2 separate regions of the Mus musculus genome follow, and region 1 is linked to region 2. Evidence: chromatin loops called from intact Hi-C (ENCODE). Cell type or tissue: left cerebral cortex. All regions are shown on one strand. Links, peaks and the distances in the headings refer to the core of each region. The heading gives the core; the rest is flanking DNA.

The links. A loop is a pair of places that touch in the nucleus more often than their neighbours do. Peaks named below come from ENCODE experiments on the same cell type or tissue, not always from the same donor. Only the 100,000 strongest peaks of a DNase experiment are listed, where the experiment ranks them.
Region 1: it touches region 2 in a loop (1.8-fold over the local background); 2 of 42 quality-filtered maps call a loop at or near these places.

What each region holds. Positions count from the first base shown.
Region 1 is chr7:28,884,490-28,894,128 of GRCm38, forward strand. Capn12 (calpain 12) reads left to right here. Exons shown (of 21, transcript NM_001110807.1): 5 at 1,239-1,407; 6 at 1,882-1,956; 7 at 2,044-2,129; 8 at 2,209-2,283; 9 at 3,084-3,247; 10 at 3,331-3,566; 11 at 3,930-3,941; 12 at 4,123-4,331; 13 at 4,584-4,626; 14 at 4,708-4,767; 15 at 5,292-5,349; 16 at 5,667-5,737; 17 at 5,835-5,897; 18 at 6,422-6,500; 3 more. The coding sequence ends at 8,499. It overlaps Actn4 (actinin alpha 4), which reads right to left. Exons shown (of 21, transcript NM_021895.3): 21 at 8,759-9,639. It overlaps Gm44700 (a long non-coding RNA gene), which reads right to left and starts at 4,463. Exons shown (of 2, transcript XR_003946619.1): 1 at 3,900-4,463; 2 at 2,374-3,662. In left cerebral cortex, for the core only: a CTCF peak has its summit at 9,368 (motif pointing left); DNase peaks (open chromatin) are centred at 4,422 and 9,356; H3K4me3 peaks cover 796 bases; H3K27ac peaks cover 575 bases.
Region 2 is chr7:28,831,086-28,840,724 of GRCm38, forward strand. Ech1 (enoyl coenzyme A hydratase 1, peroxisomal) reads left to right here. Exons shown (of 10, transcript NM_016772.1): 7 at 132-202; 8 at 304-375; 9 at 632-782; 10 at 919-1,154. The coding sequence ends at 1,023. It overlaps Lgals4 (lectin, galactose binding, soluble 4), which reads left to right and starts at 2,709. Exons shown (of 10, transcript NM_010706.2): 1 at 2,709-3,141; 2 at 3,363-3,451; 3 at 4,742-4,946; 4 at 6,531-6,671; 5 at 9,177-9,209; 6 at 9,329-9,367; 7 at 9,496-9,525. The coding sequence starts at 3,097. In left cerebral cortex, for the core only: no CTCF peak of the experiment used is centred there; no DNase peak of the experiment used is centred there.

The sequences.
Region 1 (9,639 bases), core at 1,380-9,379, 54 kb after region 2:
TTCAAGACAGGATTTCACTGTGTAACTTGGCTGTCCTGGAACTCACTCTGTAGAGCAGGCTGACCTCAGACTCATAGAGATCTGCCTGCTTTTGCCTCCTGAGTGCTGGGATTAAAGGCATACACCACTACCCAGCAGAATTTTCAAATCTTAAAGGCCTTCCTCTCTTCTCTTCTCTTCTCTTCTCTTCTCTTCTCTTCTCTTCTCTTCTCTTCTCTTCTCTTCTCTTCTCTTCTCTTCTCTTCTCTCTTTCTTTCTTTCTTTTTTTTTTTTTTTTGTGGAAATGACATTTTCCACAAACATTCTAAGAATCCCACTGATACTCATATTTCCCAAGGATCCTGAAATCCCATCATCTATCAGAACCTGGATTTGCCAAATCTTATTCCCTCAAGGGCCTTTAACCTCACGCCATCTCTCATGGTCCTTTGAGACATCGACAGCCCATCCTTTATCATAGGATTAGGCTACCGTGCGCTGGAAGGCCTGACAAGTCCTCATAGGCATCGCCTTCACAGGCTCCCAGAGTCTCAAAGGTTGAGGGAGAGTTGAGAATTCTGGTGCAGCTCTTCCATGGCTTCCAGACTGCACAGTTTCATGGACCCTAGAGATGAGAGGCCTAGCATGTGTCAGATGAGTCTCCCACCTCATCTCTGAATAGTTCAGGGATTGAGCCTACTCCTATTATCACAGTAGTACTAAGTGTACTGAGGCAGGAGGATTGCAAGTTTGAGGGCAGACTGAGATGCATAGCAATACCATGTCTAAACAAAACACAAACACCCAATTAGCTGAGCACTTATAGAACAACTTTGTCTCTAGTACTCTGAGAGCAGAGGCAGGTGGATCTCTGGGACTCTGAGACAAATGTGGTCTACAGAGTGAGTTCTTGGTCAGTCAAAGCTTGGTCTCAAAGACAAGAGGGAGGGCTGGGGGCTGGGGTGGGGAATCTGTAGAGATGGCTCAGTGTTAAGAGCACTGGTTGCTCTTCCAGAAGACCTGACTTTTATTCCCAGTCACGACTATGTGTAACTTCAGTACCAGGGATCTGAGGCTTCCATGGACACTGCACACATGACATGTGGTGCACAGACATACATGCAGGCAAAACACATACATATAGAAATTACATACACATACACACAATTGGGTTATAGGTCCTGGAGACCCTTATTCTGATAGAGCTCCTAGGCCCAAGATGTTCTGTACCTTAGACCTACTTCTACCTGCTCCAACAGGCTCCATGGCTCCTACGAGGTAATGCGAGGAGGTCACATGAACGAGGCTTTTGTGGACTTTACAGGAGGCGTGGGTGAGGTCCTCTACTTGAGACAAAACACTCCAGGTGTCTTTGCTGCCCTTCGCCACGCATTGGCCAAGGAGTCCCTTGTGGGTGCTACTGCCCTGGTGAGAGCTGGGCTCCCATGTGGACCTCCACTAGACCAACTTAGTCAGGGATGAGGTGGGAGGGGAGCCTTAGCATCCAGTGTCTTTCTTACCTTCTGCGGTTGACTCCCCCTCTCCCCCCAGATCCTCAATGATAGATTCTAGGCCAGAGTTCTACATATAAGCTACATCCCTCCCCCCACCTCCATTTTTACTTTTCATTTCGAGGCAAAGTCTAAGTTACCTACACGGGCCTTGAACATGTCACGCATCAGCCTTCTGTGTTGCTCGAATCCCAGGCCTGTAGTGCAGAGTCCGGGTTTCCCCCATCTCCTATCTGTTACTCCAATTGCTCTCCCCAGCACTCTCTCTGAGTCCCTTGGCATTTTATGCTGCTTTGAGAGCTCCGGGATTGGAAGCATGAGGATGGGTTGGGGGGCTGGGGAGAGATGCTTCTACCTCCCACCCGAGGCTCACAATCTTCGCCTCCTCCAGAGTGATCGGGGTGAGATCCGCACAGATGAAGGGCTGGTGAAGGGACATGCTTATTCTGTCACAGGCACGCACAAGGTGAGACGCTCCATAGGTGGACTGGGCTAACCCTACCCTCTGTAACGATGCCCCTCACACCACCCTCACTGATGACTTTGTCTTCAGATGTCTCTGGGCTTCACCAAGGTGCGGCTGCTGCGGCTGAGGAACCCCTGGGGCCGCGTGGAGTGGTCCGGGCCCTGGAGTGACAGGTAGGATGGGCTTGGGGTGGGTGGGGGCGTGGTCAGGGGCGTGGCTCCACATGTCTTCCTCTCACATTGGTCTCCTCAGCTGCCCACGCTGGGACATGCTCCCTTCTGAGTGGCGAGATGCCCTGCTTGTGAAAAAGGAGGATGGCGAGTTCTGGTGAGTTCTTAGGGACCCACTCTACCGGTGGGAGGTCCGCTGGGACAGGAGCCTTAGAACGCAGGGCCAGAAAGGACACAGAGAAACTCATGGGATGGATGGGTCATGTTGCAGAGCAATGGTCCCTATCAGCTGTGATGTGGGAATCTAAATCTATTTTTTTGCAAAGTTAGAGCAGAAGCAGTAAGATCAGGACTATAAAGGGCATTGTTTTCAGAGGGAGAACACTGAAATTAGGTTAGCTTAAAACTCACTATATAGACCAGGCTAGTCCTTGTCTCATGGCCATATTTTGACCTCAGCTTTCCAAAAGGCAAGGATGGAATTACAGGCATGAGGGGATCTAAAGGAATGTAGAGTCAGTGATTTTGGGAGATTTAATTGGAATAGAACCATATTTAGGGGGAATCTGGGGAGGCTTTAACTATATATAATTTAAAACTTTTCTATTTCTCCATTGGTGGTGAGAGGATCAGTCCTCTCCTTCCACTGTGAGATGCTAAGGTCAAACTCTCAGCTTGTCAGGCTTGGACAGCAGTGGCTTTTATTGGCTCGGCCATTTTCCCAGACCTATTTGCGGGTTTTCTAATGCTAATTTGAATATGTTGAGAGGCGTTTGTGACTCCTTCCCGAGATAAGGTATTTGTGAGGACTTGGAGACATTGCCAAGGCCTGAAGGCTTCGGGGTTTCTGGAGATTGGAAGTTATTCTGCAGTCTTTAGGGAACTGGGGGCACTTCTGGGGCCCCTCAAGCCGGGCTCTGGAGTGGCTGGGTACTTTTCACGGCTGGTGCTTTCCAGGATGGAGCTTCAAGACTTTCTCACGCACTTCAACACAGTGCAGATTTGTTCACTGAGTCCTGAGGTGTTGGGCCCCAGCCCTGCTGGCGGCGGCTGGCATATCCACATCTTCCAGGGCCGCTGGGTGCGAGGCTTCAACTCCGGTGGGAGTCAGCCCAGCGCTGGTGAGGCCTTGGGGACCCCTGAGAAGCAAACTTGGGTGAGGCTTGTGGCAGGATGGGAACTCCACCTCCTTCTTTTCTGTCAGAAAACTTCTGGACCAACCCCCAGTTCCGGCTGACACTGCTGGAGCCTGATGAGGAAGAGGATGACGATGATGAAGAGGGACCCTGGGGAGGCTGGGGAGCGGCAGGGGCCCGGGGCCCGGCGAGAGGAGGCCGAGTCCCCAAGTGCACGGTCCTGTTGTCACTCATCCAGCGCAACCGCCGGTGTCTGAGGGCCAAGGGCCTCACTTACCTCACTGTGGGCTTCCACGTGTTCCAGGTGAGGCCAAGGTCAAGTTGAGGGTCTGGAGGGGCAGAGGGTCACAAGGGCACCGTTATGGGCAGAAGTGTACTGTGGGTTCAAAGAGGAGTGCCACTGCAGATATCATTGGAGAAAGGGATTCAGGAACAGGAAGAGAAAAACGTTGAGGGTCCGAGAGCAGGAGGGGACCAAAGGGCCAGAGAAGGGATGTGGGCACAGGTGGAAAGGAAAGGGTTGGGGGAGGGGTCAGAGAGGACCTAGGTCAAAGATGAGGAAATATTAAGGGTTCAGAAAGAAGGAGGGGTGTGAGAGGTGTGGAAGGGGAGGAAGGAAATCTGCGAGCTCTCCAACCTTCATTCCCTTGGTGTTTTCTTCCTGCAGATTCCGGAGGAGGTGGGTATCAGATGCGGCTCCAGAATTACCCTAGGGCTTGATGGACCAGGGCAGGAAGCCTGGGAACACGGGAGGGCCTGGCCAGACAGTCTGGGTGTGTGTGGGAAATGGCGCGGTGGAGGCTATCAGAGGGTTGGGTGGGGAGCTCGGGTGGGTGGTGGTCATGCCCCCCTGCCCGCAGCTGCTGGACCTCTGGGACTCCCCGCGCAGCCGCGCGCTCTTGCCGGGACTGCTGCGCGCCGACCGCTCGGTTTTCTGCGCCCGCCGCGACGTGAGCCGTCGCTGTCGCCTGCCGCCTGGCCACTACCTGGTGGTACCCAGCGCCTCGCGCGTAGGCGATGAAGCCGACTTCACTCTGCGCATCTTCTCGGAGCGCAGCCACACCGCAGTGTGAGCCAGTGTACCCTCCATAAGCCTTACCAGGGGCATCCCGACCCCGGCCCAGGAACCTCAATCTAGAATCATAGGCCCCGCCCCTGGCACCAAGCCCCGCCCAGGAATCACAAATCCCTGTCCCTGCATCTTCAGCCCTGCCCTACCCAGGGATTCCCTTCTCCCCAAAACCCACACTGCCTTTGACTATATCCACTTCCTCTGCTGAGACCTCCGCCCGAACGCCTCCCCTTTTTCTGTAACTTGCAGGGAGATCGATGACGTGATCAGCGCAGACCTGGACGCCCTCCAGGTGAGGACTGTTGTAGGTGGGGACAAGACTCTAGAGGGCGGGCAGGGCTTTGGGAAGGAACTGAACTCCTCCTCCCCACAGGCCCCCTACAAGCCCCTGGAGCTGGAGTTGGCACAGCTATTTTTGGAGCTGGCTGGAGAGGTAAGAGTCGGGGACTGGGGATGCCCAGCCAAATGACAACGAGCTCCCCTCTCTCCTTAGATGTCTTATAAAACAAAACAAACCCTAAACCAAATCAAACACTGTAGATCAGGATATCCAGGAACAGCTATGTATTCTGTAGCCCAGACTGGCCTCCTTCGGGTTACCCATGCTGGGGTTAAACCTGAGTCACTTTGCTGGGGTTTGGGGTATCTTTTCTTTATTCTGGGAATGCTCAAATTGTCTCAAGGCCTTTGCTGGGTCTGCACCTCCTTCCTCTGAAGGTTCCCATCCCCTGCCAGACTCAAAACATCTTTCCCAAGTGCCTTCCTCTGTCACTTGCCCACGGTGGGCCCCCACAGTGTGTCTCCCACCACTGTCCTGACCACTCTGAGGACAGGCCTGCCTCCTCTAGCTGGACCCTAGGAAGGCAGCCACAGCCATGCCGTCAGTCCTATGGAGCACAGGGCCTGGCCCAGAGTGGATTGTTGGCTGGATGTTTTGAGTGGTTCTTTCCTGATTAGGAGGAGGAACTCAACGCGCTTCAGCTGCAGACCTTAATAAGCATTGCTCTGGAACCTGGTGAGTTTGGCTGGAGGTTGAGGTGGGGGTCCTTGCAACTGAAGCACCATAGCTATACAGGCTCTATGTGTGATGAAGCTAGGGCGCCAGGCACAGGAACAGGACTTCCTACAAGGTTATGTGAGGGCCATGATCACTCGCAGCCACGCCCCACTTCCTCTAAGAGGTGGGGGCAGAAATGTAGAACCCCAGCTTGGTTGGTTCTTCAGGCATGAACTCTCAGCACCTGCTTCTATGATATGCCCACTGCAGGGAGTTAGTCTGCAGTGCTCTTGCAGTGTTGGCCTACATGCAAGGGGTGCTGGATTTTTTTGCAGCGAGGGCCAACACCAGGACCCCTGGAGAGATTGGGCTTAGGACCTGCGAACAGCTTGTGCAGTGTTTTGGGGTACGTGGGGTAGTATATGGAGAGGAGGGACAGGGATGCTGGGCTTTTCCTTGCCTTTTAGGGGACATTGATTGTAACCAGGTGTCCTCACTTGCAGCGTGGGCAAAGACTGTCCCTACACCACTTCCAGGAGCTCTGGGGCCATCTCATGTCATGGCAGGTAGGTGAGGGTTGAGAGCAGCTGCCTCCTTCTAGACACTGATATTGTGTGGATGGACAAAGGGGGCACTGCCAACGAGGATATAAAGTCCCTGTCACCCCATAGTGGCCCTCTGAGGGCACCAAATGTAGTGATCTAGAGCTGCCTCTGGTTCCTGTTGGAATTCCAGGTCCCAGCTCAGCTTCTTCCTTGCCAGGTGACCAACCACAGGCCTGTCACCTCCCCTTCGAGGAGCCTCTGCTTAGCTACTAATGGGTACTCCTTCAAGGGGAGGAGCTCAAGGGTCCCAGAACTGATCATAGTGATAACTCCCTGCTACTGACTCTTCCCTAACCTTCGTGGGTAGATGGATTTGAACTTGTCCCCAACAGCCTGGGAGCTTGTCTCCTTCTCACAGGTGTAGAGTGGTGCCCACCCAGAAGCCACCAGAGCTGAGGCCGTCTCTTAGCTACTTCAAGGTGCAAGAGCATCACTCTGGGGCTGGACTTGTGATACTGACTCCCACCTGCCTCTCCACCTTCCAGGCCACATTTGACAAGTTTGATGAAGATGCCTCTGGGACAATGAACTCCTGTGAACTGAGGCTGGCACTGACTGCTGCAGGTGTGGCTGAGGACCTGGGATGCTGTAGGGACAGCAACCCATCCTCAAATTCTTGTCTGCATCCCTCAGCTGTGGCCATCCCTAATAGGCTGTCCACAAGTGCCAGAGCCCATTTCCTTCCCTGGAGGCTCTGACTGCTTATCTGTGGCATGGCTAATGTGTAGTATGGCAAGGAGCCCACAAGATGCCACAGAACACCCCAGATACCCTAAAGCACCTTATGAGGCTACGGAGTTATACAACAGAGGATGAAAATCCCATCCTAAGCCATGGAGAAATGTATGTTAGGGTGGGATTATCGTGATTTCAGAAGACCGTCAGCTCCATGCCTCCATGGGTTCATCTGTGACCACTAAGTAGGAGCCGGGGCAGGCAGGCAGGGGGCGGCACGTAGGCTAGTGAGAGATGAGAGACTACAAGTATGAGACCTAGAATAGTGGCCAAGAACATGGAAGACAAGATCCCAAGGCAGAGTCCAAGGTGGGGGCCAGGGTGCTGAACTAAAGCAGTGGACACAGGACAGAGGGGAGGTCGGGAACTTACTCGATCATCCATCCATTCATCCCAGAGTGCCTGGTTGTTTTGGATAGGAGTCTGATAATAATGTTTGCCTGGGAATCTTCAGCAATTCTAAGAGGTTGACAGAGGGCTCCTGGGTCAGGAACTACTGCCATCTAGCCAGGTTTCCCTTCAGCCCTGGGCCAGCATAGACCAATACTCAGGGTACATGGACATCAGAGGGACACCGACCTGCCTCAGGCCACCTAGCTCTGGGCATGGTGTGCCTGGTGTTCGTGGGGGTGGGAGGGGCAGCATCTGTTGAATGAGCACACAAAGGTACAATACAAACTTGTACAGTTATCTTTGAGACTGTATGGGGCTCATGGAAGCTGGGAGGGACAAGTCCTTGGGCCTTAGGGCTTCTAGAAATCCATTGCATTGTGATTCTACAGCAGATGTGACAGAGCCAATGTCTAGACTTTAGGTGCGGCCTCAGAGGAAGAGTCACACAGTGGTACCCAGTCGGGGAGATAGTCCGTCAACCTCTGAAGGCGCAATCACAAAGCTGCACCTGTTGGCACCTTGAGAAGCAGCCTAAGCAACTTAAGTGTCACACTAACTTCCCAGAGGGCTGGGGTTGTAGCTCAACGGAGAGAGCATTTGCTTGGCCTATGCAAGGGCCCCGGGGTTCCACCCCCAACACTCCAAAACAGCCACAAAAGGCCCACATCAGTTGGAGAGTGCTCCTCAAGCGTGCTGGAGGCCCTGAGTTCTAGATCGAGTACCACATAAACCACAGGCTGAACTCTTGGCACCCGAGGAGGGGCAGGGGCCTCAGGAGCTGGTGACAGTCCTTGGCTATGTAGGAGTTAGAGGACAGCTTCTTTCAAACAGCACACAGGAATGCTGCGTAGGTAAGGAACTTTTACTTGCAACTCCAGTGTGAGGGCCAGAGTTCAGATCCCCAGCACCCACGTGAAGGGCAAGTGATCTCGGTGAGCCTCGGCCTCAGTAGAGAAAGGACTGAGGAAGACGCTCCCCATGTACGTGTGCCCACCCCCAACACTAAAATAAGCAGCACCACACGTGGATACTGTAAACACAATAAACAAGGCGGCCTCCTCGTAGGCTTCCACCTCAACAACCAGCTGACCCAGTCCCTCACTAGCCGCTACCGGGACAGCCGGCTCCGTGTGGACTTCGAGCGCTTCGTGTGCTGTGCAGCCCGGCTCACCTGCATCTTCCGTGAGTACTCCTGGCAGGCAGGGTAGGGTGTGGTGGGGTGTGCATCAGGGCTGGTGCTGCGTACTCACCCTGGCCTCTCCCACACAGGCCACTGCTGCCAACACCTGGATGGCGGCGAGGGGGTCGTCTGCCTGACCCACAAACAGGTGAGCTGGCCCGAGGGACAGTGTGGCTCTAGCACCATCCCAGGGCCTCTGCCTCAAGGGTATCTTTCTTTTCTCTTCAGTGGTCGGAGGTGGCTACCTTCTCATAGGTTTGAAGCTGAGGGAGGTCACCCTGCTGCCCGACTCACTGTCACAAAGGTGGTGGCTATGTAACCCTGGCCGGCCTCACAAGTGCTGGGATTACGAGCTGGAGCCATCCCAAACAGAACTGCCACCCTTCCTTTTGAAGCCTCTTCATGTCAGTCCCTGCTTAGAGAGGGGCACAACCCCCACACAGGCACTGGGCTGGTGGGCACTGCCAGCTCCTTGGGGCATGAACAGAGATGCAGGGAGAAGATGACACCAGAGTCCTTCTTAAAAATATTACATGTTTTATTCTCCCATCCCCAGAGGGTGGTTTATCCAGAAACCAAGAAAATAAAAATCAATCAGAATAAACTCAAGGGGGCGAGTGGAGAGAAACCCATTAACGACCAGGCAGGCAGGCCAGCAGCCTGCCTCCACCTCAGAAGGTCCCCAGAGACCTCTGCCCACCGCCACGAGGGGAAAATCAGGAGGGACTGGGGAGGGCATTGAATCAGCTATGTCTTCATTATGAGAGTGAGAGAGGTGGCAGAGATATGCAGCTAGATGGATATATATTTATATAATAAATCCGTAAGTTAATAAAGTAAATAGTAATTCTCTGGAAGGTCTTAAGTTTTTAAAGTTTTCTTTTTTTTTTTAAGTTTTTTTTTTCCTTTTTTTTTTTTTAAATGATTTTTTTGTTTGTTTCTGTTCCATTCTTTGTGTTTTGTTGGTTTTGGTCCTTAGAAAATCTGAGACTCAGAGGCCAGGTGGGCTGGGGCTGATTGCCCCGCAGCCACTCCTGAGGCAGAGAAGGGCTATGGCAGGTCCTCTGCTCCTGGGAGGAGCCACTGGAATCTGGTCCAGGGGAGCTGGGTGCCCTCTGCTGGACTTCTTAGGGCAGGCGGTTCCTGGACAAGGCACATGGGGCTTTGGCCTAGATGTGAGAGGCTTTGAAGGGGCCTCAGGGGCAGAGGGGACCTGGGATAGGAAGGTATCTCTGGGGCACAGGAGTCCGTTGTCCCCTCCAATCGGCTAAGAACCCACAGCACAGCGTATATATTTAGCAGACCAGAAATGCTGATTGCCAAGCCTCCCTCCCCTACAAGACTGAGAAAGAGAGGCCTGCCTAGCCCCTCCCTGCCTGACCCCCTAGAAGGACC
Region 2 (9,639 bases), core at 689-8,688:
TGGAGGGCCAGGTGGTCAGCACATTTTGAGGTTGTCAGAGCTGGAGGATGGCGGAGCCTCTGCAAGCAATGCGTGATGACCTGAGCCGAGTTGGAAGCAACAAGCAAACACTGATAAGTGTTTCTCTCTAGGAGGTAGATATGGGCTTGGCTGCTGATGTAGGAACACTGCAGAGACTGCCCAAGGTCATCGGGAACCAGAGGTGAGGCGGCTGACCATGGAGGAGGGGCCAGCCCAGCCCCCAGCCCACCCCCCCCCTTTCAGGCTGACAGGATCTTCTGATCTGCTCTCCCTATTCTGTAGCCTGGTCAACGAGCTGACCTTCTCTGCCCGCAAGATGATGGCTGACGAGGCCCTGGACAGTGGGCTGGTCAGGTAGGGCCCTGATTGGCTAGCTGATGGCAGGGAAGTGCCATCATGACAGGGCCATCTCAGCAGATTGGGGCTCTATGGTCCCCTGTATCCTCACTCCAGAGACCAGATGGCCTTTGCTGGAGTGCCTGTTTGCTCTTCTGAGCCTGAGGATGTGGTTGAACCCTTTGGTTGGGGCTTCCCATTTTCTCTGGGAGGCCACCTGGTCATCCACAGGGCAGGGAGAGGATGTCCCCCTCACCTAATCTTTCCCTGGCAGCCGCGTGTTCCAAGATAAGGACGCCATGCTGAATGCAGCCTTTGCCCTGGCGGCTGATATTTCCAGCAAGAGCCCTGTGGCTGTGCAGGGGTCAAAAATCAATCTCATCTACTCCCGAGACCATTCTGTGGACGAGAGCCTTGACTACATGGTAAGGCCCTGCCTACACCAACTGTTGTGCGCCCTGGTCCACGGTGAACAACTGCGGGCTTGGCGAGTGGGGAGAATCTGCACATGCGCACTCCTCTGATTGGCGCCTTCCGGTCTTCCCCGCACCCTTGATCCAGGCCACCTGGAACATGAGCATGCTGCAGACCCAGGACATCATCAAATCAGTCCAGGCAGCCATGGAGAAGAGGGACACAAAAAGCATCACCTTCTCCAAGCTCTGAATGTCTTCCGGACCCTGAGAGAGGAGGACTCCACGGAGCCAGGCCTCCTCCCATGGGGTGTCCCAGTGTATAACTTTATGACTTAGTTCTTCATTTCCTGGGGCCTTATCTTCACTGTGAACAATAAAGTTTGAACACAGCGGGGTGTCTTTACTGCAGTGGGTGGGGGCTCAGAGGCACTAGTTCCAGGGAGGGCAGCTGGGCAGGCAGGGAGGCGGGCAAATCTGACCGGGCTAAGAGGAAGTGTTTAAAGAACAGAAACAGGAAGGCTGAAAGGGACACCTGTTCCCTGTGCCCGTCCTTGTGTGAGCTGTGTCACTCCTCAGGACGCACAGTAGGGCCATGGAGTTGAGCTGACTTCATTGCTACCCATCTTGAGCCAATCAGTTCATTTCTTCCTTCTTTCTTTTTTTTTTCCTTGCAAGAGCAGCAAGTGCTCTTCTCTTACCCCTCTGCCGTCTCCGCAGCCCTTTACAGACATGCTGACTTTTGTTGCTTCTTAGTGTGTGTGCATTTGGGAGGAAGTTAATTCTCTTCCCATCACATGGGTCCTTGGGTTGAACTTGGTGGCAAGTGTCTTCTTTACCTGTTAAGCCACCCAGCCACCCCTCCCCAACTCCTCTTTTAATTTAATTTTATTTTTAGATACAGTTTCATGTAGACAAGTCTGGCCTGGAACTCACTGTGTAGCTGAGAATGACACCAGATTCCTATTTACCGAGGTGCATCACCACATCTGGCCAGTTGTTTCCTCCCCCCCCCCCCCCCTGTGTGTTTGTTTTCTTATCCATGAATGATCTGGATTTATGTTTGGAATGAGTGTAAGAGGTCAAACATTTACTTAGTGTTTTCTGTGTGCTGAGTGCCGATCCGGTGTTGGGCACTTAACTACTGTGGTGAGCATTTGCTCTCTCCTTCCCTGCATCGGTGGGGCTGGAGCCCAGGACCCCACACAGGCCAGACCCAGGGCTCCACCTCTGAGCTCTGGCCCAGCCCGCTCTCTTCTTTTTTTTTTTTTTTTTTTTTTTTTTTTTTTGGTTTTTCGAGACAGGATTTCTCTGTATAACCCTGGCTGTCCTGGAACTCACTTTGTAGACCAGGCTGGCCTCCAACTCAGAAATCTGCCTGCCTCTGCCTCCCGAGTGCTGAGATTAAAGGCGTGAGCCACCACCACACAGCTTCTTTTTCTTTTCTTTTTTCCCTTTTTTTCTCTGTTACCTCTCCTTCCTTCCTTCCTTCCTTCCTTCCTTCCTTTCCTCTCCTCTTTCTTCCTTTCTCTCTCTCTCTCTCTCTCTCTCTCTCTCTCTCTCTCTCTCTCTCTTTCTTTCTTTTTCTGAGACAGGGTCTTTTACATAGCCTTGGCTGTTCCAGAATTGACTATTTAACTGTTAAGCCACTTAGCTGCCCCTCCCCAGTTTGACACTGCAGGGGAGCCTCAAACTCTGCCTTCCTCCATCTTCTAAATGCTAGGGTTTAAAGTCATTGCCATGGTGCCCAGCAATTTTTTTTTTTTTAAGGCAGAGTCTTGCTCTGCAGACAAGGCTGCCCCTGAGCATGCAAGTAATTCTGCCTCTGCCTCCCGAGTGCTGGGGTCACTCTAGTATGAGGGCCACCTGCAGCCAGCCACCAATGGCAGAACTGGAACCCAGAACCTGTGGCCCCAGCTGCGTGTGCACTGGGCCCCTGTTACATAGCGTGTGGGGTCAGGAGGTACCCGCCCTTTACTCTGCTTCTGTTGCCCACCTGTTCAGACATTCCTGTGGCCTAGCCCCTGCCCTGCCCACCTGATCCACCCTCCCTCTGCCAACAGTCCTCTGGGCAGGGTTTTATGGTTCTGATAAAGCCTTGCAAGGGCAAAGTCCAGAAATACTTCCTCCTTGTCTGGGCCCTAAGAGGGTCAGCATCCCTGCTAGGATGGGAGACAAGGGTGTGCCCTAGAAGTCTCCACCAGAGAGACCTCCTGTACTCTCTCCCCTGCCAGCCACTCCCTCTAGTATAAGGGCCACCTGCAGCCAGCCACCACTTCCCACACATCTCTTCTCTCCAGGCAAGCTATCAGCCCAGACTCTCAAGATGGCCTATGTTCCAGCACCGGGCTACCAGCCCACCTACAATCCGGTGAGATGCCCACCTGAGCCCACACCTCTCTTCCCCAGCCCCATTTTCTCGTTTTCTCCCTTTGCTATGCTGGGCAAGTATTCTCCTATTGACCCATATCCTTAGCTCCTTACCCTAAGTCTCATCTCCCCCGCTTAAGGGACTGAGAGTCTTTGGGGTGAGAGGAAAGGGTTGTGGCTGGCAGGCAACCTCTGAGGCTCTTCACCTGGTCCCTTCTACAGACTCTGCCCTACAAGAGACCCATCCCAGGTGGCCTCAGTGTCGGGATGTCCGTTTACATCCAAGGAATGGCCAAAGAGAACATGAGACGGTGAGACAGTCCCCAGCGCACTTCCCCGCTCACCCCAGGGAGGGGCCTTCGCCTTCCCTAACTCTGATGCCAGGTGGTTTGAAATATGCTGAGAGTCCATTGTTCACAGGGTTCCTCTGGTGGCTTGTGGAGTACAAATGGCCTATGGGGACAGAAATGAACAGGGAGACCCCAACCTAGGAAGTGAGCAAAGGAAGGAAGCAGTGGAGGGCTAGTAGACTAAGGGCTGTGCGGGTCATATCAAGATTGGCCAAGAGAAGTCAGGAAGGGGTCACTACAAGAGGTGGCTCTATGACTGGGACAATACCCTGAAGTGACAGACTTGAGAGTTAATTCAGATCACAAGGTCAGAGCCATGCCCTGAGGTCACCTCCCTTGTCCCCTGTGTGTGGAGGGTACTCAGCCACTGTGTGATTCAGATTGCTACTGAACATCTCTGTACTTCAGCTTCCAATCTGTAAAATGGGATGATTGTCAGGTTTCAGTGTGCAAAAGAGCAATTCCACTAAGGCTTGGCTTTTTCCATGGTTCAGCTTGGTATATATGTGTGTGCAGAGTATATGTACATGTGTGTGTACATGCATGTTTGTGTGAGACAGAAGATAACCTCAAATGTCTTTCTCAGGCATCATCCACCTTTGTGTTTGTGTGTGGGCACACATATGTGTGCACAAGTGTGTGTGCCCATGTGTGTAGGTGTATGTGCAGGTGCATCTGTGTGCATGTGGAGACCAGAGGTCAACTTCTGGTGTCACCTCAATCACCTTTCACATTGTTTTTTTTTTTTTTTTTGTGGGTTTTGTTTTGTTTCTGAGGCAGTGGTCTCACCATGTAGCCCTGGCTAGCCACACCATGCCTAGTACTAGGAGCAGAGAGGGTGGGGACAAAAACCCTTGCCCTCTCAGGTGATGCACAGCAGTAATCCCAACCCTTTGCAAGCTAAGGCAGGAAGGGCACAAGTTAGAGGCTAGCCTGGGCTACATCACCCCCTCAACCTCCCAAAGAAAACAATATAAGAAAGAAAGGAGTCCGATTTGCCCTGATCATTGAAGAGGCTCAGGGGAGATGAGAAAGAGAGGTAGAGAGGAGGTGTTGCCACAAGACTCTTAGGGAACGCAGGCTCCCTACCTCCCTGTGAGCTGGGTCAAGAGTGCCCAGTCAGGATGAAGTCAGGACTCCTTACTGAAGGCCCCATGCACAGGCGGGCAGCACTGTGAACCATAACTCACATCCCACCAGGCCCCATGCACAGGCGGGCAGCACTGTGAACCATGCCTTACATCCCACCAGGTTCCACGTGAACTTCGCTGTGGGGCAGGATGATGGGGCGGATGTTGCTTTCCACTTCAATCCCCGCTTTGATGGCTGGGACAAGGTGGTCTTCAACACGATGCAAAGTGGACAATGGGGCAAGGAAGAGAAGAAGAAGAGCATGCCTTTCCAGAAGGGCAAGCACTTCGAGCTGGTGTTCATGGTCATGCCTGAGCACTACAAGGTGGGGGCCTCTCCTTCCCTCCCTGCAGCCCCCTCCCTGCCTGTAGCCCTCCTTCCCTGCTTGAAGCCCTCCCTGTCTGCAACCCTCCCTCCCCAGAAGCCCCCTCCCTCCCTGCAGCCCCCTCCCTGCCTGTAGCCCTCCTTCTCTGCTTGAAGCCCTCCCTGTCTGCAGCCCTCCCTCCCTGCAGCCTCCCCACTGTCCTATAACCCTCTTTCTCTCTTGCCCTCCCTGACATCCACCCTGGTGGACAGAAGCCTTGGGCATACTGGGCAGATGCAAAGTGCCCTCTCTATAACAAAGCCACAGCCCTAGCTCTCTTTTAATTTTTTTAATATTCTTTATATATTCTCTTTATATTCTTTATATATGCTCTATATAGGCCCAGCTCTCCTGGAACTCACTATATAGAACAGACTGGCCTCGAACTCACAGAGCTCTACCTGCCTCTCTGCCTCATTAGTGCTGGGATTAAAGGCTCGCCTGGCTCTCCTGACTTTTTATGGGGGGATGCTAGGATCTAATTCCAGTTGTCAGACTCAGCGCAGAGAGCCTCTAGCTGCTGAGCCATCTTGCCAAACTTCCAGTCTTTTTTTTTTTTTTTTTTTTTTTTTTGGAACTTTTAATTTAAGATTTCACTTCTTTGCCCAAACTGTCCTGAGGCTTTGGTAGTCTCCTGCCTCAGCCTTCTGAGTGCTGAAACTGCAGGTGTGTACACCATATCCAGCTTGAGTGTGGCACATTGATGTCACCAGACCCAGCACTTAGCATACAGGAAGTCCTCAGTCCTCTAGGACTGGCTCCGGATCCATGTCTGTCACATAGATCGATGATCAGACGGAGGGTGACACCAAGTCCAGCAGGCTGCTTCCAGTCTGCCGTAAGCCTCTGCCTTGCCTGGCTTGGTTGCCATCCTCTTGACAAACTCAGATATGAGCAACTCCCATTCTGGAAGGTTTTAAATAAAAGTTCAGAAAGGTAAAGTAACTTACCCGAGGTCACACAGCCAGGGCCATGCCAGAACCAGACCTTACAAGCCAAGTTCTTTTGTGCCAATACAAACCCTCGGGCCTGATTCTTTCTCTCCCTCCACTGTGAGTTGACTTTGTACTTCAGTTTGACCTCTGGTCCCTGAGTCCCAAAATTCCTGCTGGCGAGGCGCTCCTAGAACTCAACAAATACATTGGACTTCAAATCAAAAAGATCCCTTAGGGCTGGGTCAGTCAGTAAAGCGCTGGCTGTGAGCTTGGGCTCTATCCTTGCCATCTACATAATGAACTGGAGTGCTGAGCCATGCTGGGCCATGCCTATAATCCAAGCTCAGGGGAGCAGGGACAGGAGCCAGCCAGCCTAGTCTACTGCGAGAGACCCAATTCAAAAAACCAAGGCAGACAGGTACTGAGGCCCAACACTCACAGCTGACCTTTGGCCTCCACATAAATGTGCACACATGTGCACCTGCACATATATGCACACACGTGCCCTCGCTCATGCACTAAATAAATAAATCCAATCCCATTCCCATTTCCTCACATTTGCTTGCCAGCTGCGGCTGCTGATGTCTGACACCTTGTCTCTGTCCCCCAGGTCGTGGTGAACGGAAATTCCTTCTATGAATACGGGCACCGGTTACCTGTACAGATGGTCACCCATCTGCAAGTGGATGGGGACCTGGAACTTCAGTCCATCAACTTCCTCGGAGGCCAACCAGCTGCAGCCCCATATCCGGTATGGAACGTCTCTTCATTTGTCTCTTTGACCTGTTCGCACATTGGCCACCGTCTCTGTTTCCACTCCTGGTCCCTTTAAGGAATGGGTCCAGGGACCCTGTGGTGACCAAGACAGTCCACCAGAAAGATAGACAGTGACCGGTGGGGGTGTGTGCAGGCAGAGAGATGGTCAGAGTCTAGATAAGGAGGTTCAGGCAGAGGGTTAGGCTCAGGGAAAGGGTTAACAAGGTGTTCTGAACACCCAAAGGAAGGAGCTGACTCAGTCCAAAGGGCTTCCAGGAGCAGGAAGAGGTGTGTAATTAGAGTCAGAAAGTGAGATAAGAAAAGACAAGCAGGGGCTAGCAAGATGGCTCAACCGGTAAGAGCACTGACTGCTCTTCCAAAGGTCTGGAGTTCAAATCTCAGCAACCACATGGTGGCTCACAACCACCCGTAATGAGATCTGACACCTTCTTCTGGTGTATCTGAAGATAGCTACAATGTACTTACATATAATAAATAAATCTTAAAAAAAAAAAGAAAAAGAAAAAGAAAAGACAAGCAGATAAAGAGTAAACGAATTCAGGACAGATTGCTTAATACATTGGTCACTGGGGCAACTCGAAGCCATGGTGACTTGCCACTGGGTCCCCATCCGGTTGTAAAGGAAAAGGTGTAACACGGTATCACATGACCTGCGGGCAGGGCAGGCATTCGAATCAGCTAGCATGGCTACCAGATGGCTGCTCAGAGGGCAATAGGATGCAATCGCCTTGGAAATTGGCCAGGAGAGCTAGATCTGAATGTCAAGAAAACATAGGACCCAGTGTCCTAGAAGGTCCACACCCAGGCACGCAGCCTGCAGAGCCTCTGACACACACCCACTGCAATAAACCAGCACGCCAATTCCCAATGTCGCAAGCTGAAGCTTGCTTAATGGTAGGGTGGGCATCTGCCTACAGTGCCCCAGTGAGCTGCTAGGAGCCTGGCTCAGCTACAGTAAGCTAACGTAGCGTGAGGGATGAGTTCCCCAGTTTCTTTAATGCCAATCAACTAACCAACAAAAGCCTGAAAGTTGAAACTCTCAGCCTGGGGGCTGGAGATGGCAGTAAAGAGCAGGTGTAACCATTAGGCACACACCTCGGATCCCAGTGCTGGAGAACTAGAGGCAAGTGGATCTCTGTGAGTTCAATGCCAGCCTAGTCTGCATAGGGAGTGCCAGAACAGCCAGACCTAAATAGTGAGACCCTGTCTTGAATAAACCAGAAGGACCTAGGTCCAGTTGCCAGCTCCCAAGTGCATAGTCATTTGTAAGTCCAGTTCCGGGGACTCTGAGCCCTCCTCTGACCCCCACAGGGGTCACAGATGTGTACTTAGGCACATACATGAAAATTTAGTAAATAAATATTTTAAAAATAAAAAATGATCAGCCTGCTCTTCAACAAGTCGATGGATCAAAATGGGGAGTTTATCACCTGAAGGGGAGACGGAACAAGTTACAGACACACTGTCATGGGGGTGGGGTAGGGGTGGGGGAGCGCTGATGCCAAATATGGAGTCCAGCCCAGCATGGTGACTACTGCCTGTGATCCCAGCATCAGGAGGCTGAGGCAGAATGTTCACTGCAAGGAGACCAGCCTGGGCCACAGATCAACACCCTGGTGTTTGTGTTTTGGGAAGGGGACTGTGGGGGGATGGAGACAGAGAAATGAATTGATTGATTGATTTGAAGAACTTTCAGAATAGGAGTTAATTAAAAGGAGGAGAAAACAGAGACAGTAAAAATGAGGATGATGAGCCTGCGGTGGTGGCACACCATTTAATCCCAGCACTCTGAAGGTGGAGGCAGGTGGATCTCTGAGTTCGAGGATGCCTTGGTCTACAAAGTGAGTTCTAGGATGGCCAGAGCTATACTGAGAAACCCTGACTCAAAAAAGCCAAACCAAACCAACCAACTGAACAAACAAACAAACCCACAACAACGAAAAAAAGAGAAGGAGGAGGTGGAGGAAGAGGAGGAAGAGGAGGAAGAGGAGGAGGGAAAGGGTCCAGACAGGGTCCAGGTCATATGTACAGAGCTGTGGCTCCGAGAGAGGCTGAACCGCGAAGACAGCAGAGGGCCTGCTAAACAGGATCTCTGTGACTCCCACGACTCCAGCTTGCTCTAGGGTTGGGTATGTGAAGCATAGGTGACAGGACTTTGGTCATCATGGGCCTAGAAAGAAGTACCAAGGCCCAGATTTACCTCCTGAATTCCACTTTCCAGACTGATCCTAGGCTAAGGGGAGACGAGGGGTGGACGAGGATCCCAGGACAGAAGGGATCGACCCACGGTTGTGGAGCAGGGAACAAAGAAGAGAATTTACCAGGAGTTGTCCTAAAGACACAGAGCCTCTGGCCATCCCAAAATACAGCAGGGGCTGTAGACCATGTACCTAATGGGGTGCCCAGGGATTCTCCTCAACACTTGCCAGTCTAGAATTATGATCCCAGCCATGACCTCCTTTCCTCTCTGTACCCACAGGGAGCCATGACTATTCCAGCTTACCCTGCTGGGGTAAGTATCTGCTAGGCTGTGGGCAGTTTCCCACAGAGTTGGAGTAATGGTAAGGGAAGCTTGGGGACAAAGGACGCCGCATTCCTTCATCTTTCTTCCCTTCTGTCTATCTATTCCAGAGTCCTGGGTACAACCCTCCACAGATGAACACCTTGCCTGTAAGTGGGAGGCGCATGGTGGGCTCATGGAGGGATGAGGACAATTTGGAGTTGGGAAAGGGATGAAGACATGTTGGATAAGGTATTTGTCAAATCTTACACAGTAGAATCCCTTTCTTTCTTCGCAGGTCATGACAGGACCCCCAGTCTTCAATCCGGTATGGTGTCCCAGGGGCTAGTCAAAGGAGCAAGTCAAAGGAGGCAGAGAATGCTGGGAGCCCAGAAAGGGTGGACTATATGTGGGTTGACGGTTTTGAGGGTGGGAGAAGATG